5 separate regions of the Mus musculus genome follow, and all the other regions are linked to region 1. A link is a loop called in an ENCODE intact Hi-C map of the cell type or tissue named here. Cell type or tissue: heart. All regions are shown on one strand.

Region 1 (5,000 bases):
TGACTCACTGACACTGGGGGCCGGAGGTGGGTCCGGGCTCTCTAAGCCAGCAGATGCTCTCGGTGCCCTGGTTACACACACACCTGCTGGCTGCAGCCAGCGCCGATGCGTCAGGCTTTGGGATGGGACTCAGGGAAGATCTTCAGCCAAGTTTAATTCCTGCAAAACAGAGCTTCTCCGTATCAGGTAGGCTGGGAATTTATTTTTAGATAAATTAAACACTCTAAACTTACTCACACATATGAACACATGCATATTCCACACAGCACATGCATATGTAACCCAGTTAGAATTCACAACAACTTGTGAAATCATGTAGAGAATGCCAGTACCTTATCTAATGAAAGTCTTTTTTTCAGTTCTTCTTCTTCTTCTTCTTCTTCTTCTTCTTCTTCTTCTTCTTCTTCTTCTTCTCCTTCTCCTTCTCCTTCTCCTTCTCCTTCTCCTTCTCCCTCTCCCTCTCCCTCTCCCTCTCCCTCTCCCTCTCCCTCTCCCTCTCCCTCCCCTTCTCCTTCTCCTTCCCCTTCTCCTTCTCTCCTCCTTCCTCTTCCTCTTCCTCCTCTTCCTCCTCCTCCTCCTTCTTTTTCTTTTCCTCTTCCTCCTCCTGTTTGTTTTTGTTTGTTTGTTTGTTTTTAGAGACAGGGTTTCTCTGTGTAGCCCTGGCTGTCCTGGAACTCACTCTGTAGACCAGGCTGGACTGGAACTCAGAAATCCACCTGCCTCTGCCTCCCAAGTGCTGAGATGAAAGGCGTGAGCTACCACTGCCCGGCTAGATGATCAATACTTTCTTTAAAAAATAATCTCTTATACTTCTGGGCAATAAAGAGTTCCCTTGGGGCCTTTACACATGGACCTCTGAGATGCTTCAGGGTACTATCAAATGGCAGCAATGGCTATAGCCACCTGAGTGTTCCTCTTATGTGAAGCTGTCAGGATTCTTTTCTTTCCTTTTAAAAATATTATTTATTTATTTATTTTTATTTATATGATTACACTGTAGCTGTATTCAGAGACATTAACCACTGAGCCATCTCTCCAGCTCCCAGGAATCTTTTCTAAATGGCATCTTTAAGTGGGCAGTCAGAGAGTCCAGACAGCAGAGTGGCCTCAGCATGCTCTGAGCATTTACTCCAGCGTCACTGACCAAAGCTGCACGATTTCTTATGACCTAGTCTTTAAAGTGTCAAAAATCTCACTTCTGTCACATGATACTGGATGAATTAAGTCACGAAGGGTCAGCCAGATTCAAGGAGAGAGGAACGAGACTTTGTAGCCACATAGGAGAAGTAGCCAAAAAGTGTTGCCTGTAATTTGACACAAGTACTCTGCCATTAGTTGATCACCAAGTGAACAGACATGGTCAAGCCAGTCAGAGGATAAGCCATCACTCTGACTAGCTCTGCAAAAACAGAGCCACGCATCACAACTCCAGAAATCACTATCTGTGCTATGAGCGTCACACACAGCCATTGACACTCGCTCAGCCTGCGTGTAGTAAGTGGAAATAGCACGAGCGTGGCCTCCCACACCTACAGTCCCTAGTCTCCAATTAGGCTGGAATACACCATTCATTTACTTGCTGTGTTTACATCTTGTGCATAACAATCTCCCTGTATAGATAGGGCATAGCGCTACAAGGTATACCAAGATGACTTCCGCGTGGTTTTTACTCTCAGGAATGGCGATTTCTGCTACATTATTGTTTTTCAGTCTAAATATTAAACAAAATTGGAAAAATAGAGCAGCCGTGTTTGGTAAAGGGAACCGGTTAGGGGAAGCAATTGCCGTAAACGCTGTGGTCTGAGTCGGTGGTTATTCCGTGAAGGAAACAGCAGTTCGCTCCTGAGCCACAATGGGACGGGCATTGTGCCCGAAAACCTGATTCTCAGGTGGAGAGCTTGCCAGATCCAAGCCACCCCACCTCCCATCCCCCAAGAAATTCAACCTCCATGTGTCCAGACGACAAATAGTCGGGGGAACACTTCTTGTAGCAGGTCCTACTTCTGTGTAAAGGGTAGGATCTCTCTAACCTGTGGTGTGTGGAATTGGGCAAAACGAGCCACTGGCTGCTTGAGCGAAGGGAAAGTCAGACAGCCCGTCGGGTCCGATTCCTACAATGAATATACCGTCTGGATCCTCTTCTGGTTAGAAATGATTTTACTTCCAGCCCTGCCGAATATCGGGAGGAAACTGAGTGGGGAGGAAGGGAAGCGTGGGATGGGCGTGTCTGCCAGCAGCGAAGGAATCGAATGCTAAGGCTCCCCCTGGAGGCCTTTCAGGGCAGTTGCAGGGGGACCCAGAGCTTACTGTGTAGCCCAGGCTGGTCTGAAACTATTAAGAATCTCCAATTCAACCTTTGCTGCTAAGATAGCTGTGTACCACCACAGATCTCTGGAAGTTTTGTTTGAATAAGCTGTGGCTTACGATCTTTATGCGTGCATTCCTAAGGGAGATCGGTCTACTTATTCTTGTTGCTCTCATCCCCTTTTCGTGCTGGGGATAGAATCCGGAGCCTTGAGGCACACTAGGCATGGATGCTGCGGTTGAGCTATGTCTCTGGCCTCCACAGTTCACTTCCAGTGTCTTCATCTGGTGTTGCTCTCAGGGTCATGCGAGCCTCCGAGGATGGATTTGGAAGCGGTCCTACTTTTCTTCTTCCTGGAAGCCCTTAGTATAGCATCGGTATTTCTCTACTCCCAGAGTGTTTGAGGAAATTCACCAGTGAGGCCATATGAGCCTGGAATTTTCCTTCTAGAAAAGCTATCTACAAATACGACTTCTGTTTTTAAAATTAGCACATACCAGTCATGTGGAGGCAAGAATTTCATCGTGGCCCTTTCCATACACGCACACGTATGCTTTGATTACGTTCATCACCTCTGTCCTCCCCATCTACACCCACACCCACGGTGTTTCTCCTTTCAGGTTCATCCCCCCGCCCTCCTCTCTCTCCTTCCCTCTCTCTATCCTCTAGCTTCTACACATGAGAGAAAACATTTACTCTTTGTCTTTCTGAGCTTGGCAATTTTTTCACTTAAGTTGGTAATCTCCGGTTCCATTCGCTTGCCTATTATAACTGACATTCTTTATGGCCGAATAAAACTTCATGTGCATATCTTACCACACTTCTTTACCCATCCACCGGCTTTGTGGGCAGGTAGGTGTTAGTTCTGTAATTTGGTAATGAGAATGGTGCCCCAGTAACTAGGAGTATACAAGGGTTTCTGTAGTAGTCTGGCTTTGAGCCCTTTGATTCTGTACCAAGAGGTTCTAAGAGAGGATCAGATTCTCTTTAATTGTTTGAGGCGTCTCCATGCTGATGTCCACAGTGGCTTCGGGTTCACACCCCCTCCAGCGGTGGGTAAGGAGTCCTTTCCCCCACATCCTTGGGTGCATTAGTCGTTTGTTTTCTTAACAGCATATTAATTAAATTTCTTTGTTTTATAAGAGGCTTTTCAAATTATTATTGTGTATTTTTACATGTTATTAATTTTTTGGTATAATTCTTCATAATATTTCCTCAGCTTTTCAGTGTATGCTGGGGTCTGCAAAAATGCCGCCTGTTTTGTAACTTATGTTGATAATTTTTATCTTCTCTTTTTCCTGAGTAGCCTGGCTCAACTTTATTAATTTTATCAATCTCTTCCATGAACCAAACGTCTATTTTCCTTGATTTTTATATTTTTCTTATTTTAAAATTCTATGTCTGTGTTTTATTATCTGATGATTTCAACTTAAAATTTTGTTTTCTCTCCCCCCCCACCCCCAGTTTTCTGAGGTGAAGTCACTGATAATTTCCCTCATTGTCTTGAGTCTTTTCTTTGTTTTAAAAATATTAGATTAATTTATTAATGAATTTTTATATCTCTATATCAATTATATCAATTTATATATTTATATAACTTATTATATTAATGAATTGTTATTGTGCATGCATGATATGTGTATTTAGGAAGAGGTACTCATGGGAGTCAGAGGACACGTTTGCGGGGTTAATTCTTGTCTTCTGGAAACCTTTGTGTGGGTCCCAGGGATCCTGCAGCAAATGCCTTTCCCTGCTGAGTCACGTGGCCCACCTTTTCCTTCTTTGTGCTCTGGGTTTACTGTGAGGACTGCTTCCGTACTATCCCTCAAACACTAATGTGAATTTTCATTTTCTCCCGTAAGTTTCTAGTCTCCCCTTTGACTTTTACTTGATTTGTGGGTTATTTAGAAGGTGTCAGTTAATTTCCCAAGGCTTGGGGATTGTTTCCAATGATCGTTTTGTTAGTTTGTTTCCATTTTAATCCCACTGTGGCCAGAGAACACACTTTGTAGCAATTACACCGATCCCTTTAAATTGATTTAGACCGGTGATATGGGGGAGATGAAAGGTCACTAGCCCATGCCTACAGGGCAAGAGTGTGGATTCTGCTCTGTGACATTTCTGCCTTGTGGTTAGTCCTGGTTGCCTGACAGTCTTAACTTTTTCATACCCTGATTTTTCTTTCCACTTGTTTTATGTGAGTAAATGCCTGTCTTGTTTTAAGATCTCCCTGAAAGCTAGACAAAGTAAGAACAGGGTCATATGGAGTTTAGAACATGTATGAGTATGCTATGTATCAAGAGCACAGGTTGGATCCTTAGTACTTCCAGCTTTCCTTATTCTGTTCTGCAGATGGGTATTTTAATGTGTGGTTGTCTTCCCTTTGCAGGGGGATTCTGTGTTTTCATTTGCGGCATATGAGTTCTTCAAACTTCTGCTTTATAAGGTATTTTCAGGAGGTATGCAATTCTTAACTGATACTTTTCTATACACCTGTATATAAAAGAACTAACGTGGGGACTAGACAGACAGTTCAGTTCATTGGTTAAGAGTGTTGCTTTTGCAGAGGATCTGAGCTCATTTCCCAGCACCCATGTCGGATAGCTTACAACCGCCTATTAGTAACTCTAGCCTCAGGCCATTCGGCTCCCTCTTCTGGCCTCCAAGGGTACCTGCCTTCGCACGGACTTTCACA
Region 2 (5,000 bases), 85 kb before region 1:
CCTAGACAGACTTATTAGACTGTGAATCTGGGTTCCATCTCTGGGCAGTCTCTGGGTTTTGATTTCTCTCTCTCTCTCTCTCTCTCTCTCTCTCTCTCTCTCTCTCTCTCTCGATTTATTTATTTCATGTATGTGGATATACTGTCGCTGTCTTCAGACACACCAGAAGTGGGCATCAGATCCCATTACAGATGTTTGTGAGCCACCATGTGGTTGCTGGGAATTGAACTCGGGACCTCTGGAACAGCAGTCAGTAGTACTGTTAAACCACTGAGCCATCTCTCCAGCCCAGGGTTTTGATTTCAAGACCTTCAAGTGAAAGTGATTGCCCAGGGCTCTCTACATTTTATGCAATGGAATTTATTTAAAGTTGATAGATGTTCATCACAGATGTGATGAATGCTTTCGTACCAAAATGCTTTCACGCCAGCATGTAGACAAATGTTTTATCAAGCAACCACCCAGTTGTCTCGCCAAGTAAACATAAAATTAGCATGATTGTCTAGCTATCTGAACATACAATTAACCATCACAGGTTATCACGAGTGGCCTCCGGCATTCTTATTTTTCTAGTTCTTACTACATCAAACACCCTTGTGTCTGCCGCTTAGAGGACAGGCACATCCTTTTCTGTTGGGTGAGTGTAACAACAGGCTCGCTGGGCCATAGAAGCTGAGCGCTCAGCTCCAACACATTGTCTTTGTTTCCATTTGCTCTAGCTTTTGTTCTTGTTTTTCTGTACTCAGGATTGAACCTAGAATATCACTCTATATCTAAGCTATATTCCCAGGCTTTAGGAGTGTGTGTGTGTGTGTGTGTGTGTGAGTGAGAGAGAGAGAGAGACAGACAGAGAGAGACAGAGACAGAGACAGACACAGAGAGATGGAGAGGGAGAGAGTCAGTCAGAGATTCAGGGGTGGGGGTGGGGTGCTTTCATTGCAAAGGCTGGCTTTGAACTCACTCTACAGCCCAGACAGCCTTGAATTGTGATTCTGCTTCTGCCTCCTAGGTAGCTGGGATCACAGATCTATCTATGCCACTAAGACCCAGCTTCAGTCTGTTATTTTAGATTCATCCATCCATTTATATCCTCACCCCTACCCCATCCTGCTGTCCATAAACATCTTCATCTGGTTTTCCTAAAAACAAAAGCTTCCTCTTGCATAACCACAACATATTTATCAAAATCAGAAAATGTAACCTATAGGCCTAAAATGATACTTTGTTACTCCCTGCTGGGGTCAGGTCTCAGCAAAGGAGAAGAAATGCTGGTGGCACTTGGAGTCAGGACAAGCAAGGAGGAGACAACATGGGAGGAGCCTTGTCCTTGTCCACCATAGATGTCTGCCAACTCTTAGGTAGCAACTCCCCTCACCAGCCTGCTCCAGCCGTGAGTGGGCTGGCTGTTAGGATCCTCAAGCCACCCCAAGGCCACCTGCTCTTCTGTCACAGCCATGCCTCCCTTTCCTCTCAAAAGCCCCTGTTCTCAGGTTCTGAGCTGCTTTGACTTTCCGAAGCTGCACACTCCATGCTGACACCTGGCCGAAGCAGGTTCTGAGTAGGGGCTCCGTGAGCCCAAGGCCGCACGGGTCTAGTGGATACCCTGTTCCCGGGAGCTGGAAGATGGCCAAGCTGGGTGCGAAGTTAGTGCAGCGTCTTGGCTTCAGGCAAAGACCAGGCTTGGTACCTGTTTGTATCAAGTTAATGGCTTGACACGGCTTCCATCTGAGAACAAGACGTTAAAACGCTTCGGAGCAAGGACTTAGATGAGGGATTTAGCTTGTCTCACAGGTGTTCAGAGACAGACAGCTCTAGCCCTCCAAGAGCACATTCCAGGTAAGAATAGCCTTGTCTTAGCAGTAACAACTCTGAGTATGAAATGCTCTGGGCCATTTTTACACCAAATGTATTGGGCGCATGCTACTACCTCCAGGCTTCTGGAATGTAGGCAAAGGAAAAACATTTATAAAGTCTGTGGTTTGATTTTTGTTTAGCACACTTGTTCTGATACTGAGTCTCATTGCGCAGCTCAATCTAGGCTGCAATTGACTGATAATCCAGACTAGCCATGAACAGCAATCCTCCTGCCTCAGTTCCCCCACGCGCTGGCATTATAGGCATGTACCAACGTGCCTAGCTCAAAGTCTATAGCTTAAACTTTTGCACATACACTATGTTCTGGGCCCTGTTCATTCTTACAACACAGTCCTGATGTGAAAATACAGACAGACAGACAGACAGACAGACAGACAGACAGACAGATAGATAGATAGATAGATAGATAGATAGATAGATAGATAGATAGAGATAAAACCAAGAATCTAAAAAGCAAGAAACATGCCTGAATCATCATAGCAAGGACATAGCTGTAGAGCAGGGTTCCAGCCAAGAGTTCCCAAGGCTCTGCAGCTCGCATCTCTGCTTGTGGAAACTCAGGGCCCAGGCAAGAGGCTGCCTGAAAACAGGTCATGCAGAATAGGGGCTCCTCGCTCTAGCAGAGGCTTGAAGGAGGTTTTGATGTTTTTCTTTCGGGCTGCTCCTGGACTGGCTCTCCTGAGTGGGATCCCAGGGCCTCTAAGCATGTCGAATGTTAGACTTACATCTCTGTAACAGCCACTTTGCTGTCTAGAGAGTCAAGAGACCCACAAAGGATGATCATCTGGAAAGGCCTAACTAACTGCTCATGTGTGCTATCCAGGGAGGCCAGACAAGGGGTGCATGTCTTTCTCTACACAACTCTTCCGTTTTGCTTGCTGTCCTGCAGGTGGCGCCACGTCCCTCTCACATCTTCATGCTCTTAACTCCAGAGTGATCTTTCTGAATTCTCTCTGAAATGGCAACCCTTCCAACCCTCCATCCAGAGCATGTGTCCTGTGTCTTTCTCTCTCGTGTATCACTGTCCGAGACTCGGCTCTTCTCCTCAACGTGAGGCCTAGGACCTCTCTGTCTGCTGCACAGAGAGGGCCTGACAACAAGCTCAATAAGCATTTTGTTGAGAAAAATCAATCTCCACAGCATTTTTCGAGGTCCAAATCCCTAAAGCATCAGGCGTGTTGCTACGTTAGAAATAAGGAATTAGGTTCAGAGAAGTCTCTGGTAGGCCCAGATCTCAAATGAACATATATCAGTTTATGTGCACCGCAGCTCCCCCTCTCTCCCAGAGCACCCCTCTCCTCTCCGGACTCACATGTTCTACAGTCTTGTGGCCCAGCAAAGAAACCCAATGATACCTGGGAGAGCTCTTTCTAATCCTTGGACAGGACAAGGTCAAAGAGCTTTAAGGAGCATAGCACAGGATCTATTCTTAAAGGACTGCCTTGAAGTTGCCTGTGTCCAGCATTAGATGTGTTGCGCATCATTCACCCTGCGAGAGACATCTGCTTTCTTCACCCTGGCCTTTCCATTGGAGCAGCAGCCATGCCTCCTGTCTTAAGAGGCTCAGAGGAGAGGTAAATGTGCTGCTGTACAGTTGGGCATGGTGGTACTTGCCTGTAACCCCAACACTTAGGGAGGCTAAGGCAGAAGAATTGGGCTATGCAGTGAGACCCTGTGAGGGGCAGGAAGGAACTTGCTGTCTTGCCTATGGGGCAAATGCACAGTCCCTTGGGGACAGCAGTGACAGTCTCAGCACTGTGACGCCTTGAAAACCATGGACCGTTGGGTTTCTTCATGTATAATCTTCCAGGTCTGTATGGAGCAGAGGCCACACAGAGGGACTGGCAAGGGATGGGAAAGAGGGACATGGTTACAAGTATGTGGATATGACGAAACTGCAAATTTCTCTGTCTGTCTGTCTGTCTGTCTCTGCCCCCTCCAATCATATAAACTGTTTTGTAGGGCATTAGGGAATCCATTTATTTCCTTTGCTACACAGAGATTTGGAAAAAAAAAAAACTACTCTCAAATCCACTAACAAGTAGGAGAGGGCATCTTAAAAACTACAGTATTTATATACACAGAGATGTGTTACACATGTATCTTTTCTTATTAAAATGGATGTATCCCAGGGAGGTTGTAGTTCAGTTGGTAGATTGTTTGCCTACCATGCCAGAAGTTCAGGGTTACAGCTTCCGGCCTGGATACAGTCAGCATGGCGGTACAGCACTTGGGTGGTGGAGGCAAGAAGATAAGGACCTCAAGGTCACCTTTCAGTATGCAGCAAGTTCAAGCCAGTCTGTGTTACTTGAGACTTTAACCCAAAAACAAATTAACAAACTCACAAATAATGAGGCTATATCATAGAAAGTATAATGAGTATAACCAATAGTTTAAAGAGCAACTCTTTTATTTTACTGCTTATATTAGTATTTTGTCTTTTCTCTTCCATCTGTGTCCAAAGTCCATGTGTGTAAACGCATGCTATATGCAGGTGCCACTCACCACAAGACTGAACGGCCTTGCTCATGTTAGGCAAGTGCTAAGCCATGAGCTATACCTCAGACCGAGAACTTGACTATTAAATAGAGCAGTAATTTCCTTCTACATTGCTTTGGCTAAAGTTTTAGAGATGAGCTGTTAGTCATTCCTCAGTCCCTTTGTTCATTAAATACACACTTATCGCAACCGGGCACACCAGATGGCTCCCTCCATCTGCCAACAAGGAGCAAGAAACCTCTACAACTAAGTTTCTCTGTCAGAAAGACAGAGATGAAGATGCCCCGAGGGCCGGACGGGGTCCCACCTGGGAAAAGGCTCAGAAGCAGTGCAGAGCAGCAGGGAGCACCCACCGATGAGAGGTATGATTTGCAGCTTTCTCTGTCCCAGTCCAGCTAGGGAGGACATACTCAGTGCTAATCCTGGCCCCACGGACAAGTCCTAACAACCAACAGCGAAGGAGAGTACACCCGGAGAGTCTGCCAGTTCCCAAGATGCTAATAAGCCATTCCCTCCGCCTCCAACACATACATGAGTCATTCTTTCTAGATGGAGGTAAAGTGTCCCCCTCCAAAGTGGCTTAATGTTGTCACAACAACAGTAAATCTGACTTGGAGAAGGGCAGA
Region 3 (5,000 bases), 94 kb before region 1:
AGAACACTGTATATATAATAAATAAATCTTTTTTAAAGTGGGGGGTAGTACATGCTCTTAATGACTGCACCAGCTCTCTAGCCTGATCTCTAAACTTAGGTGAGTTTATTAAGGTGAAACAGCAACTTTGGGAATCTCAGACTTGGTATTATCACTGGGGCACTGGGTCATTTTGGAGTTGCAGAGTGTTGCCAATAGGCAGTGTTCTCTAGGGATGTAATGGTGTTCTGCTTTTTGGCTGTGGATGACTAGAGGAAGAAAGGTCCAAGGCTTGGAAAGATGACTCATAGATTCGGGAAGTTGTAAAGGCTGGGCGCCCAATGTCACTCCCACAGGCTTACCCTGTGCCTGGGGCCGGAGGGATGGGGTAGATGAGAAGTTACAATCGCCGCCTTTGCTCTTTTTGCTGTAATTTCAGACCCGGATGCAGAGCCTACAGCCTGACCCAGCCGCCCGCTATCGGAACGTGTTGGAGGCTCTCTGGAGAATCATGAGGACAGAGGGCCTGTGGAGGCCCATGCGGGGGCTGAACGTCACAGCAACAGGCGCGGGGCCTGCCCACGCCCTCTATTTTGCCTGCTACGAAAAGTTAAAAAAGACATTGAGTGACGTAATCCACCCAGGGGGCAATAGCCATATTGCCAATGGTATTGAGCCTTCCTGTGCTGGTCCCCACTTCCCAAACTCTCTAGGCTTTGCTGCTGTCAGTGCTTCCCAGCCTCGCATGGTTTGGAGCTGCAGCTTTGGGCTGGGGTAGGCCAGATTATAGGGGAGGGACCTCCAAACCTGACGTGCTCGGACAGCGGGCTGCTTCAACCCCACTCCTCCTATGGGGCGCCTCAGCAAAGGTCACAGTGTCCTCCCTTACCACCAGCTTGACTTTCCTCTCATCTCCCTGGCATCAGCTTCGAATGCCTGGTAATGTGGAGACACACTGAACTCCCCCACTATGTATTTCTTGGTAGTTGGGTGGTACCCTACTTCTCAGGGCAGGATTGGAGGTGACCCAGCTACTCTCAAGGATGTCATTAATGGAGCCCCAGCTCTTCCCCTCACCCTTTCAGGGTCCAACCTGACCAGAGGCACTGGTGTCGTCGAGGACACGACAAAGCCTTGACAAATGGATGGGGATGGGGTCAAGGGACTGTTTGGAGAAGCCAGATGTTTTAGGCGTTGGGTGGAAATGAAGACATAGCAATACAAGGTTGAAGACAGAGTCATGTTGAGTGTAGAGTCGGGATAGTGGTTTAGGGCCAAAAGGGAAGGTCTGGATGGGCCAGCGATAGAACGATAGGATTTGGAGATAGGTTGGGCAGCTTGCAGGCAGTCAGAGAAGCAGCAGATTAGATTATGAGGTTCCGACTATCTGCCCCCCCTTCTCCCTGCACCGGTGGCCATTGTGCTGGCATGCCTCGCCAGAAGTGCATCTGCTTCCTGCCAGGACATAACTGCATTTATTCTTAGACTCCCCTACTGAAAACACCTGGGCTCTCATCTTTGCTCTTTTCGGGCCTTCCTGTCAGATATGGAATGTGCAGTGATGACATTGTTAATTGAGGGGTATACCTTCCTTTCTGGGAGCAGGAGTCAGGAGCAGTGGGTTCTGAAACCACCTCTTGGACTGACTCTTAACCTTCCTTCCCTAACCTGTGAGTCACTCACCTTCACCTGGGGCCTCAGCGCATCGCTCCCCCTCTCGGCCTGACATGTGGCAGTTGTTTTCTCCTTTGCAGGTGCAGCCGGATGTGTGGCGACATTACTTCATGATGCAGCCATGAATCCAGCGGAAGGTAAAGATCCTTCAGCCGTCTTCTGGGCAGCTGAGTCTTCATGCCTGGTTCTGGTTCTGGTTCTGTCTCGCAAAGAAAACCGGGGCACAATTTTTGTGGCAAATCCTCTTATTTGTACCACTAGATGGCGCTCCCTCCCTCCGCATGTTCAGGACTTGAGGGGGCTTGCCTCTGTTACTGAGGCAGCATAGTCTTTGGGATTTAATTCATCTTCAGGGCTTTCTTGGAATAAGTGACGGCTCTGTTGGCTTAGCCTGGCCTTTCCTAGAAGTCTGCTTTGTAGTATATTTGATCTCTGATTTGTTTCAAATTATTTTGTGTTTCTTCAAAGAATGTAGGTCTTTTAAAATTTATAATTTTAAAATATAAAGTATTGCACATACTGGAATGTAGACAAAAGGGAAAGACCAAATTGTATACTTTAACCCTTTCTTGCTACTAGGGTAGTAGCTTTTTGGGTGGAGAGAAATTTTCCCAAAACATTCGGTGAGAATTGAGGTGATCAGCCAACGGTTAGGGGCCATGTTTCTTCAGCTTAGTAGGTCTGGCAAGACTGGGATGTAAACAGCTAAAGTTAGCTAGAGGTGCACAGAACTCAAGCCATGTTATGTGTCTAAGGGAACAGGGAATGCTAGGAACTGAAGCCAGCGCTTCTCAAATCAGAACTGTGGTTTTTCATGGCAGCGTTTTCTTTCTTCTTTCACCTCCAGTCTCAGTTTTGAGTTCAGGGTTCCCATCATACCAAAGGGACGGAACTTGAGGGCTCTGCTCACTACGGTGTGCACTGCCACTGAGCCATCTGTGGTTGAGAAAGGTTAAGATAATACTAAGCTCTTCATTTCACAGAGACCCTCCCTCCGGGATTACTGAACTATAGATATGCTGGGTGTTAGCTGGTTGGTTTTAAAGAATTCCTACTAGGAGTGGGCTCATTTTAGAATTTTTCTTACTAACCCTTTCCTTCCTTCTCACTACAATAAGAGAAATACAGACTCTTAGGAAACTCACCATCCTTTGTTTTCTTCCCACCACATTGACGGATCTGCTGACTTGAAACCCTGAATTGGGATGCTCTGTCGCTGGCTGGTTGCTGCCCCGTTTCCCCTTCTCCTTCCTGGTGGCTCTCAGTCGTCAAGCAGAGGATGCAGATGTACAACTCGCCGTACCACCGCGTGACAGACTGTGTTCGGGCAGTGTGGCAAAATGAAGGGGCCGGGGCCTTTTACCGCAGCTACACGACCCAGCTGACCATGAATGTCCCCTTCCAAGCCATTCACTTCATGACCTATGAGTTCCTGCAAGAGCACTTTAACCCCCAGAGACGGTACAACCCCAGCTCCCATGTGCTCTGTGGGGCCTGCGCAGGAGCAGTAGCTGCCGCCGCCACAACCCCACTGGACGTTTGTAAAACACTGCTCAACACCCAGGAATCCCTGGCTTTGAACTCAAACATTACTGGACACATCACAGGCATGGCTAGTGCCTTCAGGACGGTCTATCAAGTAGGCGGGGTGACTGCTTACTTCCGAGGGGTGCAGGCCAGAGTCATTTACCAGATCCCCTCCACAGCCATCGCATGGTCTGTGTATGAATTTTTCAAATACCTAATCACAAAGCGGCAAGAGGAATGGAGGGCAGGCAAGTGAAGGGATGCTGAGTGGACCAGGGTCCGACCGCACGGCTGCATCCTGCCCTTCCAGCACATTCTCTGGCTGCTGGCACACTCCAGTCTCAAGAGGAGTTGGAAGGAGGGAGAGAGCTTGCTCCAGGCTGTAGTTGGCTAACACTAGTTCTTGCCAACATCTGTCGCCACTGTTGTCTTTCTTCCTGGGCTCTCTGCAAGTTGAGCAAAGCCCACCGCAGTACCTCTGCCACCGTCTCCACCCTGGGCCTGGCGACCTGCTCTAGACTGATGCAGAGGATAAGCAGCGCATCCCCTGGTTCCTAATTAAAAAGAAAAAAGCCTTTAAACGCTGTGTTGGGTTTGTCTTGCCAAAGGGGGCATGCAGTGCTGTATCTGACCTGACTCCAGGCTTAGTCAGGAGGGTTTGCGTGTCTGTAGATTGGTTTCCACCGACTCGAGGTGATTTAGGAGGTTTAGGGCCGTCTCCCTTGTCCAAGTCTGCTTCAAGGATCTCCCTTCCCTCAGCAGGTGCCTCCTCCCATTGGCGCCTTTCCAGTAGTCAGTCAGGGCCTGGGGCTGATGCTGGTTCTGCCTGAGCAGTGACTTCACCTTCTAATACACTTACTGAGTTTAGTTCTTCATTGAGACTGCACGTCCTGAAGAAGATTGTGTGACAAGACTTGGCTGGACTTTTAATCTGTTTAGTGTTTATTTTGAGATCCTGGAGAGAGCCCAGGGCCTCCTGAGTGTCAGGCCTGTGTTTACCTCTGAGAGTCGTCCTCAGCCTACCTGAAGGTTTTACAAGGTACTTGAACATACATGATCTCATTTAGTTCTGACAAAGTAGTGAGGTAGGCTTTGACTGACAGGAGCTCTGGGAGGCTGTGGTGTGCCCAAGGCCTCACAGTAGGCTCGGAACTGAGCTGAACAGGAAGGGGCTCTGACTAAAGAGCCACCTGCTGTCCATGTGGATGCTGTCTGGAGGTCTCTGAGGTAGGTGGGTCAGCTGCTAGCAAGAAGTCCACATTCATTTACCACTCAGTAGTGAGTATTTCTCAGGCCTCCATGGCTAGGGTAGAGATAAGAGCCTTAGACTTCGAGGAGAGACTTGTCTGCAGAAAGATGTATAAACAGACTAGAAAACAAGTGAGACCAAAAGAGTAGTTTAAACCTAGAATACCCCTGGAGGATGTGAGAATCCGAGTCTAGCTTGGGAGGACTGGAAGTAGACTTGGAAGAAATGACATCTAGGTGGCCCCAGGACAGATCAGCCAAATAGGGGGAAAGGGAGGGGAAGTGTGGAGGTGGGAGAGTAAGTAGTTTTTGGCACGGATGAGACTGGGTGAGGTTGCAGCTGGGAAGTGGAGCAAGGGCTGGGGCTTAGAGCAGTGCTCAGAGGTTCAGAGTTTATCCTAAGGCGAAGTGAAGCATTACAAAGTTTAAGTGAGGCAGGCGTGATCATACTCACCATTTAAACAGATCACTTGGGCTCCTGGAGACGGATTAAAGAGAGCAAGACCGGGCAGGCAAGCAGGCAAGGAGAAAGCTGTTAGACAGCAGCACGGTGGTCTCACGGGGACTGACGA
Region 4 (5,000 bases), 53 kb before region 1:
TAACAATTAGGTTGAATGAACTGCCTGTATGTCTTGAGAAATGAGGTACCTCCTCTGGACCTCCAATTTTGTTTAGGGAGTGGATAGAGGGAAGTCTGAAAAGAAGGCAGAGGATAAGAGAAGTCACCTTCACGGTCTATCACTTGACCTTTCCTGGCAGCTGACACCCCGAGACGCCCCTTCAGGACAATTGGAAGAGAATCTCCCTTTGTTTCTTTTGCACTTTGCAATCCATACAGCTTTTTGACAATGATCTTTGACAAGATGGTTGGTATAGAAAAGGATCTTTGGCTTCTATTCAAAGATAAATGTGATTCTTATGATCTTGTGTGTGTGTGTGTGTGTGTGTGTGTGTGTGTGTGTGTGTGTGTGTGCATGTTTACGTGTGAGCATGATCACATGCCATGGGGCACACAGGACATCAGAGGACAACCTCAGATATTGGGTCTCACTTCCCAGTTTGTTTGAGTCAACATCTCTTGCTCATTGTTGCATATGTGAGGCCCGAGGCTTCCGGGATTTTCCTGTCTCAGCCTCCCATCCTGCTGTGGGGAAGCTAGCACCATAGATGCTTCTTATTTATTTATTATGTATATGAGTACACCGTCACTGTCTTCAGACACAGCAGAAGAGGACATCAGATCCCATTACAGATGGTTGTGAGCCACCATGTGGTTGCTGGGGATTGAACTCAGGACCTCTGGAAAAGCAGTCAGTGCTCTTAACCGCTGAGCCATCTCTCCAGCCCAAAGGAGGAATTCTTTAGACTGTCAGGCCAGCTACGAGAAAATATCTGCTCTACAAAGAAATTGAGCAAACTTGGTTAGAGGGCTGGACTCCTTCTCTTTACAAAAAGAAGCTAAGGCACCTATCTGTTTATTGCTCATTTTTTTTTCTAAAACTGGTTGTTTGATGTCCTGTAAATGACCCTAGAATGTCAAATTAGTGCCATTTTTTTCGGGGGATAAACACATCAGTTATGATACGCAGGACCCAAAACTCCACATTTTGTTGGGTATTTGTTCACTGAACTAAAGTGACCACCTGCCCCTGCCCCTCCCCAGCCAAACACACATCTATGTGCCGATCCAACCCCTTGGCAAAAGCTGCATCTACTGTGAGTAAATGAAACTCTTTTCTAACGTGTCCAGAGATGCTGATGCTGCAATATGAGCCCAGATCCAACTAGAGCAGTTTGCTTATTCATCAGAAGGGACTCTGAGACACTGACCTGATGGTCTGCCTGCCCTGTTAGAGAGATGAAACCGCCAGCCTTCCAGCCATGCTACCTATGCAGAGGCTTGCTGTCCATTTGTCTGAGGGCACTGCTGCTTAGAGAGACTGAAATCTCTCTCTCTTTCTCTCTGTGTTTCTATCTCTCGTTTATTTTTATCTTTACTTTATACGCATTGGTGCTTTGTCTGCATAGATGTCTTTGTGAAGGTGTTGGATGCCCTGGAACCAGAGCCACAGACAGTTGTGAGCTGCCATGTGGGTGTTGGGAATTGAACCCTAGGTCCAGTGCTCAAAACTGCTGAGCCATCTCTCCAGCCCTAAGACCTTCTCAAGGTTAGGTGGAATAATAAACTCCAGTACTTAGTATGAAGCCAGGCATAGGTTCCTGTCCTGGGTCAGAGGAGTAAGGAAGCTAAGATTTGACCTCAGTTGGAGATTTGACAGATCACTTAGCTAACTCTCCAAAGAGGAATTTTGGACTGCAGCCACTTCCCTACCCTATTCTGGTCACCGTCAAGCAGGGCATGGGGTCTTCCTTAAAGGACTAGAAGTGGGATCCAGAAAGCCTAGAACCTTCCTTAAAGAACAGTCCAGACAAGCCTGGAGAGACTTGGGGCCTCTGGCCAACACCAGAGGGTGCTGAAACCCTTTGAAACCAGCCAAGAGGAGTTGGGCACCCTCCTTGAGCCCACTAGAGGGCACTGGCAGGGATCTGGTGCCATTCACAAGATGCTGAACAGGTGATGTCACTGGTGGAGCCAAGTGTGGCTCTATCCTCACCAAGGGCAGCGGTTGAGGAGGTGGGCAGAAGAGCTGGCCAGCATGTCTCAAAGACTCTTCTGAAGACAACATCAGTCTCCCGGATCTGACGACAGTTTTGACCTTGAGTAAGTTGCTTTGACTCCCCGAGACTCACTTTTCTCATCTGCAAAATGGAGCTACTATGATTTGGGATTGTAGAGTTGCTACAAACCTTCTAGAATGTCTAGAATACTTTCTGATATTTTAAGGAGTTGAACTATGGCTTGTTAGTAAAACAACCAAACAAAACTCACCATGTCTCTATACCAGAGAAATCCATGGAGTGTATTTGAACCCAAAAGAACTCAATCAAAAGAGATTCTGAATAGTAGCTTCCTGGTGGAAGCTGTCTTTGCCCCAGATAGTCATACATAGCATGCATACATGCTCATAACCCCAGTGTTGAGTGTGTAAGGAGGGTGTGTGTGTTACACAAGTATCATGTACAGCATTGAACACAAACTGGAGACATGTAGAGTACAGAGCTGGGAGACTGATTTGGAACGTCTAAGATCTTGCCCCTCTGAGCCCTGCCTGCACTCAGAAAGCAAGATGGGTGAAAAGGTCAGACATGTATAAAATAAAAAAAGAAGTAGTAGACTCCGGTGGGGAAATTACTGGTGCCCCAGGGAGAAAGGCTCTGCATCACCATCTAAACTGGGTTGGTTGGTCCCTTCCTGCTCCGACATTCTCTTCTTTAGGAGGTAAACAGAAGGTTCCCACAGGAATCAGAAATGTAGGACAGAAACTACAGCGCTCGGTTATGCCTCCAGTTATGCATTCTTTCACCAAATACAGGTCAAATACCCACAGTGCGTATTTGGCCTTTTAAGACCCTGAGAGAAAGCTGGATGGATGAACAAGACAGAATTTGGGAGCTGAGGAGAGATGAGCTTTGGTGATTGGCTGGATTTAGAGGTGTGCGGCAGATCTCAAGCCTGGAAGGAACCTTAAGGTCAGCTGACCGAGCAACACCTTTGACCTTTGAGCCCTTCTGTGAGAGGTTCACCAAGTGACAGGGCTGTAAGGCATACCCACGTCAAGCCCGAATCCACCAGTAGCCACTGGAGGGGATGAGTTTCTAGCTGCTCCATGTGGACTGGGAACTAATCTGTGTTGCTCCCCAAAAATTTACTCTCAAGCTGGTCCAAGGTGCCTTTTTGTTCCTTTTTCTTAGAGATTGAAACCACATATGAACCAATGGGTGAGTCTTGTATAATCATTTATGTTTGTGTGAACCAATGGGTGAGTCTTGTATAATCATTTATGTTTGTGTTATATTATGTAATATGCGCCTTGAAACCCTAGAACCACAAGCAAGTGTTGGACAATCCTTATTTCAAAGACACTCTTTACAAAACAGCTCCTTTCGAGACACATTTAGTAAAAGGTAGAAGATGCGAGTGTTCTAAAGGAAACCAGGATGCATTTGGGTAAAAAAAATATATGTGTGTGTGTGTGTGTGTGTGTGTGTGTGTGTATACACACACACACACACACACACACACACACACATATATATATATTCCATTGTTGAACTGAAGTGCTTGAGGCTCTCTTCTCTACCCCTGGGGAAGCACGCTGTCTGCACATAGCTGTCTGAGAACCCCCTGTCACACAGCGTGAATCCCACTCAGACTACAGCACAACAGTTTCTTTGCTCATCTGCTAACCTGCAAGCAGCCCATGGTCCATCTAGGTCCATCCAAAAGGAGGGTTAGCAGGAGCATCTAATTTGATCTAGACGTCAAATTCTGCCCAGTCGCACTGTTTGCATAGGAAAGGAGACAGAAGACGTCAGAAATGTTCTCAGTGGCATTGATTACACACACATGGGGTCATTGCTGTATTTTACTGTGGGTCTTGAGGAATGACCTAAATCTCTCTAAGCCTCAAAGTATATAAACAAAGGATACTTAACTCACAAGGTAATTCCTAGAATAGGAGGGGATCTCTGTGTTTGTCTCTCTGTTGCTCTCTCTCTCTCTCTCTCTCTCTCTCTCTCTCTCTCTCGCACATGCGTGCACACACACACACCCTGACACAGAGGAAAGTCTCTCTGCTGTCACCTTCCCAGGGATGACTTTGTGTCACAACATGAGATACAGTACCCAAGGATCATCGAAGCTAGTTGATGAATGACAGAACCAAGCCCCACACTGAAACTGCAGCCAGAGCCAAACCTGGTTTCTCTGCCCTGGCTTCAGCCTGACAGGGAGGCTTGCTGTCTCCTTCCTTCCATGTGGGATTTCAGTGAGCAGCAGGAGGGGAGGTGGGCAGTAACAGATCTGTGATTGATTACAATAGCTAAGCATTAGCCTCTTCCTGATGTGCTCTGCAGTATCCCATTCCCAAAGGAGAGTCTGGCAGTGGTGCGGGTGCAGATCTGACTGCTGCTATGGGTGCTGTAAGCTGGATACATGCCTAACATCTCTCAGACTCGAGAAACTCCAGTTATAACCACCATCATTCAACACCATCACCATCATCACCACCAATATCACCATCATCACCATCACCACCAGCGTCACCATCATCACTACCACCACCACTGCCATCACCACCACCTTTACCACCTTTACCACCACCACCACCACCACCTCCACCACCACCACCACCACCACCACCACCACTGTGGCTAGCTAACCAGTTTTACAACTGAACATGTGAATACAATTTTGTTTTAAATTCCACACTGGTTTAAAATGACATAGATTAGAGACAAATAAACCCCAAATACTGTGTAAGTAGTGGTGGCCATGTGGCGTTTCTGGCGGTCAGTGGGCATATAAGCTGGTGCAACAGGCTATAGAAAAGTTTGTATAGTCATGAGCATGATAGAAAGGGCCTGAAACCCAGCACTTGGGAGGTGGAGGCAGAAGGATCTTGAGTTTGAAGCTGGTGTGTATTAATACCAACCTGGTGTGTATTTAATACCAAGTGTGTGTTAAAATCACTAAAGA
Region 5 (5,000 bases), 75 kb after region 1:
GCTGGGTGTGGACGAGGTAAAGGTTATTAGACGTTAGCTTGCAGCTTGTTTCCATTTGTATCCTTTATTGAGGTTTGTTCTTTCAGCTCTAGGATGCTGCCTTCCCTGGAAGAGTTTCTTGCATTCTCCCTAGGGGTGGCTTAAGCCATCAGACTCCAGTACCTCTGATGGGGACAGACTTGGTTGTTGTGAGCAAAAGAGCATTGCTTGTTGCTCTTGCAGAGGACTGGGGTTCTGTTTCTAGCACCCACATGAAACCACAACTGCCCGGAATTCCAGATCAAGGGGATCTGACGCCCTCTTCTGGCTTCCAGGGGTACCTACATATGCTAAGGCATACACATAAATAAATCTTAAAAAACAATTTTGATCAATGTGGCCCTCCAAAATGTCCTACCCAGTAACCACCCCCCACCTTTTTTTTTTTTTTTTTTTTTTTTGAGACAGGGTCTCTCTGTGTATCCCTGACTGTCCTGGAACTCACTCTGTAAACCAGGCTGGCCTTAAACTCAGAAATCTGCCTGCCTCTGCCTCCCGTGCTGGGATTAAAGGTGTGCGCCACCACTGACTGGCTCCCCAGTAAACTCTTACTAGGGCATACTTTTCTTGTTAGGGAAAGAGAATTTTTCTTCTAGTTTTTTATTTTTAAATTTATTTTATAAAAATTTATTTATTAGAAAAATTTCTAATTTTTCTTCTAGGGGGAGTGCCAAAACTATTTAAATTAAGGAAACAACTTTAAGTCTCAATGCCAGTACCAACATGCTAAAAAAGTTTTTAGTATTTTAAAGAAAAAAAAAAAAGATGAAGTGGGACAAATTGGTTAGCGTGTCCTGTACTGTGTCTGGGGTTCTGTGGATGTTTGGGGGACACTGCAAGAGCTCTCAGATGTGGGTGCATGGTAGACTTCAGAGGTGGGCAAACAGAAAACTCCAACTTGCCAAAACTTCAATCAAGTTGTCCAAAGGCATCAGCGCCTTTGAGAGGCAGTTTTGAGAAATGAGTTAAGCAGCCTTTATTACACCACCTGCTAAGTGTAGCCCAGAGAAAACAGCCTTTAGCGTATTAAGGAAAGAATAGCCCCGATTGGGTCTCCAGAGAAGAATCCTGTATTGTTCCAGCATAACCCTCTAATGGTCTTGTTACACTGCTTGCAAGCTGCCTGGCTGGTCCGCCTTCTGGAGCCAGCTAACTGCACACGGAACCTCTGGCCCACTGCTTTCTTGTTCCTGCCTCTAGCCTTTGCGTAGGAACCACTGGAATGGGGCCATCTTGATGTTCCAGAAGGTCCGAGAAAGCCAGCAGAGTCTCAGGGGTGTAGGGTCTGGCCTCCAACATCCTGGTCTTTTCTCATGGTCACATGGGTTCAGCAGCCACTGGCCCTTCTCAGTATCCTCTTAATACCCCCTTGTCTCCACTTACATCCAGTCTTAGGTTTACTTCCCTCTTCTGCCGTTCATTCCTATAAAAATCCGACTCACCTGACTTCCCAAAGCAAAGTCTACCTGAAGTACCCGAACTTTGCTGTAACCTTACCTCAGCCTCGCACCTGCCTCAAGGGTAGTTAGTGCCCTGCAGGCAGGTGGGCCACACAGGTGAGATGTTGACACCTGTGCATTGTCTGACACGCATCTCAAATGAAACCATTTTCAAACTCCAGAATCCCATGGGCAAGCAAAGCAGCTAGTCCAGGAAAACACATTTTTATTTTATTTAAAAATTATTTACAATTTATTGAGTTTTCATAAATACTTTATTTTAAAATCTTTTTTTAAAATGTATTTTAACCTGAAGAAAATCGGAGGGGGGGGGTGGGGCTTGGGAGCTAGGGAAAGGAATGGTGACAGGTCCCTTAGAGGGTCTGCAGAGGGTGGAGTTAATACAACAGTAGTGGCCTGAGCCTGGTGGCCAAAGGACTAATGAGAGGGAACTTTACCTAGCAGGGCTCCCTTGTGAGATCTTGTTCCAAACTCATCATCACTTACTGGCCTAGGTCTGCGACACCAGCACTAAGGGCTGGCACTGTATTCTGAGCAGGCAGGAGCAGGTTGGGAGAGGTGGCTGTGGACTTAGCTAGAACACATGCATGGCTGAGCCTCAGGGCAGCCAGGCTAAACAAGGGGCATGTGAAGTCCATGACATACACAGAAGAGGCATCTCTGGCTCCAAACTTCCCTCCCATGGGCTACGGCCCTCTTGGCAATACCTACTGTGGGTTTGGTAGACAGTGGGCAAAAGTTATATGGGATGTAGGTTGTGACCCTACTGCGTGGTGTGCCAGGGATTTCTAAGGACCCTGTCTTGGTGGGTCCCAACCTTCCCCCATTGACAAGAATGCTTCACCACTTTATAATCAAACACTCTTCTCAAGCATCCCAGAATTCACTCTGCATTGCAGAAACATCGGGCTGAAAGTTCCATTATTCAAAACAGTTAAAAAGCCTTCCTGGATCTGGGAACTTTGAGAATATTAAGAAAGCTTCAAGCTTCTGAAAAACACACAAAAACACTTCCGACAATTTTAAGGGCTCTTTAGCCCACTGGAGTCAAACTATGGACCCCCATGGGGTAATGGCCCCAGGTCAACAACCCCTGAGTTAAAAGTTCCTGTGGGCAAGTATTTCCCCGTGACTGAATGGGGGTGGGGTGGGAGTGGAGGTTGGGGGAGGCAGCTAGGGAATAGTTGGAGATTCAGCAGGCAGCACTGGATCTCTGGGCACTGACTGGAGGTGTGCAAGGATGGGGTGGGAAACGAATCAGAAACTCAAACTTGACTTTGAAATTTTCCCTTGGGCTGGTTGTGTTTCCCAACACCTACATGATTCGTAGGAGTAGATATGCATGGTCACTCTGCCATCTTGTGGTTATGATTAGAATTGCATCTGCCCCAACATCCAGGGCTAAAACCCCTGGATCTGGTAGGTTTTTGGAATACTTAGCTGACCAGCAAGGGATGTAGTAAAGAGGCCTGAGGAGGGGGTATGTGAAAAAGAAAAATGAGCGTTCAACATTCCTGTGTCAAGCACAGTGAAGTCCCGTGACAGCACGGCACATCCGTCCTGGCCGACCTGGGCACTCTTTGGTTTATCATGGCTACACAAATTTTAACAACTTACAATTTTTCATGTAAGTTGTTTTTTTTTTTTTTTCCTGCTTTTATTTTCACTTAAAACCTGAAGTTCTGTATCTGGCTCACAACTTGGTCTCTGTGTCCCCTGAACCTCCTCTTCTGAAGCAAGCTTATAGACTCGGGAAGCCCAAACTGACGTCTCTGGGAGATACAGGGACTCAGGGCTTCCTCTCTCTTTCTTCACTGCAGCCGAACTGCCCTTCCCCAGGCTGTGGGGAGAATCCACACACTAACAGGGAACAATCCTTGTCCATCTGTCCATCCCTGGAGCTGATTTTCACACCGGCTCCTCTAGACTCCAGTACACCTCTCTGCCCGCATCACTGTCTGAGCGAATGCTAAGCATGAACTATGGTAGAAAGCATTATTTTGTCCTGGAAGAAAGAATGGTGAATTCCAGGACATGGGTCTCCTGTGGCCCAGGGACACCAAAGAACAAAGATTATTATTGGGAGCCTCAGAATGGCATTCTCAGCTTTGCGTCGGCCCTGGCCAGTTCTTAGACTATGCTACAGACAAAACCATTTCTAGCGTCTTCCATTACAGGCGTCTCCTTCTGTGTCAGACTGGAGGCAACTGATAAAACGTGCCAGACTGACTGAGGGGTGAAGGGTGAAGGGCCGAATGTTCTGTCACTGATGGGAGGCCTTGGGGGTGGCGAGTGACGGGAGGGTGGGTCTTCCCCCAAAGCCTCAGAGTCTCACACTCAGCCAATGAGGGAAGACCTGGTCATGTGATCAGGGGCGTTAAATTGGAGTTTTCCTCGGAGGCTCGCTCCCCGTCTGCGGACTTCTTTCTTTTCCGGCCACCTGAAAAACAGGTTGTCAGCATCCATGGGGGGATGGGGGGGGGGGACGGGGGACGTTCACGCACTGTCAGCAGCCTGAGGACTCTTCTGTCCTCACAGACGCAGGAGGGGAGACATAGCCCTGCCTTGGAACTCATGCAATGGAACCATGGTGCGGATGTCTGCACCTTTACACCTTGAAGCACTTTCCCAAAAGAGGAGCATTTCTGAAAAGGCTCAGTCCCCCTGGCACTAGCGTATAGTAGAGGGTGCACAGAAGGGATTGAGGTAGTCCCCCAAAAGCCATCTCTCTTTTCCCTGGAAGGCCCCAGCTCAACTGACTGCCAGACACCACACAGTACTAGTCTCCCAGTCTTTCGTGTCCCATGGGCCACAGCTGGGTTCAGGACTTCCCCAGGGCCCTGGTTCAGGGCATCTCCCGCCTACCCTGGGCCAGGTGATGCTGATTGGATAATGCCCTCGAAGGCGGACTTTGGGGGTTTTCAGGAGCATTTTCATCCTGCTTTCTCAGCTGTTGACCTCTGTCTCAGGAGGAGGATGCTCTCCTTCCCCTCCTTAAAGAATATTTATTTCATGTGTGCGCATTTGCACATGTGTGTATGGATGTGTGTTGTCGTGTGGGTGCCACGGTGTCATTCTCTCCTCTCACCACGTGGGTCCTGGGCTCGAACTCAGGCCCTCAGGCCCGGCAGCAAGCACCCTCACCCACAGAGACATGGTCCAGCCCTTTGCTTTCCTTTCTTGGAGTCTCCTGGACACAGTTTTTTTCCCAAAGGACTATACAGTAAATATTATAGGTTTTACAGGCTCTAAGGTCTCTGTCACAATCGTTCAGTCTTACCACTGTGACTACATATGACAAACGGACCTATGGTCCAAAGGTCCCTACTATAAAAAAATCACATGACTAGTCAGAATTTGACTTTAAGACATGTCTGTAAGACTCCTGTCCTAGGAGATCACCAGTGCGATGGGACAGATTTGAGCAGTATCACAGGTGTGGCGCTGGCTCAGGCCCTGCTGTGGATTTCCAGAGCTGTGGTAAGAGTATGCAAGCCTCAC

What was found. Peaks named below come from ENCODE experiments on the same cell type or tissue, not always from the same donor. Only the 100,000 strongest peaks of a DNase experiment are listed, where the experiment ranks them.
Region 2: it touches region 1 in a loop (3-fold over the local background); 7 of 42 quality-filtered maps call a loop at or near these places.
Region 3: it touches region 1 in a loop (4-fold over the local background); 7 of 42 quality-filtered maps call a loop at or near these places.
Region 4: it touches region 1 in a loop (4-fold over the local background); 14 of 42 quality-filtered maps call a loop at or near these places.
Region 5: a loop joins it to region 1, with 7 times the contacts of the local background. A loop is called at or near these places in 3 of 42 quality-filtered maps.

The regions. Positions count from the first base shown.
Region 1 is chr19:43,568,431-43,573,430 of GRCm38, reverse strand. It overlaps Gm34636 (a long non-coding RNA gene), which reads left to right and starts at 4,444. Exons shown (of 3, transcript XR_877867.2): 1 at 4,444-4,764. In heart, CTCF peaks have their summits at 2,275 (motif pointing left) and 4,958 (motif pointing left); a DNase peak (open chromatin) is centred at 2,230; H3K4me3 peaks cover 997 bases; H3K27me3 peaks cover 3,997 bases.
Region 2 is chr19:43,653,705-43,658,704 of GRCm38, reverse strand. No RefSeq gene overlaps it. Among named protein-coding and RNA genes, the nearest start is that of Gm4311, 14 kb to the right of the region's middle. In heart, a CTCF peak has its summit at 2,760 (motif pointing right); no DNase peak of the experiment used is centred here; H3K27me3 peaks cover 2,177 bases.
Region 3 is chr19:43,662,562-43,667,561 of GRCm38, reverse strand. It overlaps Slc25a28 (solute carrier family 25, member 28), which reads left to right. Exons shown (of 4, transcript NM_145156.1): 2 at 419-647; 3 at 1,734-1,790; 4 at 2,919-3,761. The coding sequence ends at 3,436. Among named protein-coding and RNA genes, the nearest start is that of Slc25a28, 9.8 kb to the left of the region's middle. In heart, a CTCF peak has its summit at 1,913 (motif pointing right); DNase peaks (open chromatin) are centred at 301, 1,731 and 4,831.
Region 4 is chr19:43,621,040-43,626,039 of GRCm38, reverse strand. All of the region lies in intron 1 of Gm34922 (a long non-coding RNA gene), which reads right to left. Among named protein-coding and RNA genes, the nearest start is that of Gm34922, 7.4 kb to the right of the region's middle. In heart, a CTCF peak has its summit at 1,885 (motif pointing right); no DNase peak of the experiment used is centred here; H3K27me3 peaks cover 4,697 bases.
Region 5 is chr19:43,493,898-43,498,897 of GRCm38, reverse strand. Cnnm1 (cyclin M1) reads right to left here. Exons shown (of 12, transcript NM_001373992.1): 12 at 1,688-3,939. The coding sequence ends at 3,860. Among named protein-coding and RNA genes, the nearest start is that of Got1, 28 kb to the left of the region's middle. In heart, CTCF peaks have their summits at 323 (motif pointing left) and 2,883 (motif pointing left); DNase peaks (open chromatin) are centred at 1,267 and 2,817; H3K4me3 peaks cover 1,143 bases; H3K27me3 peaks cover 714 bases.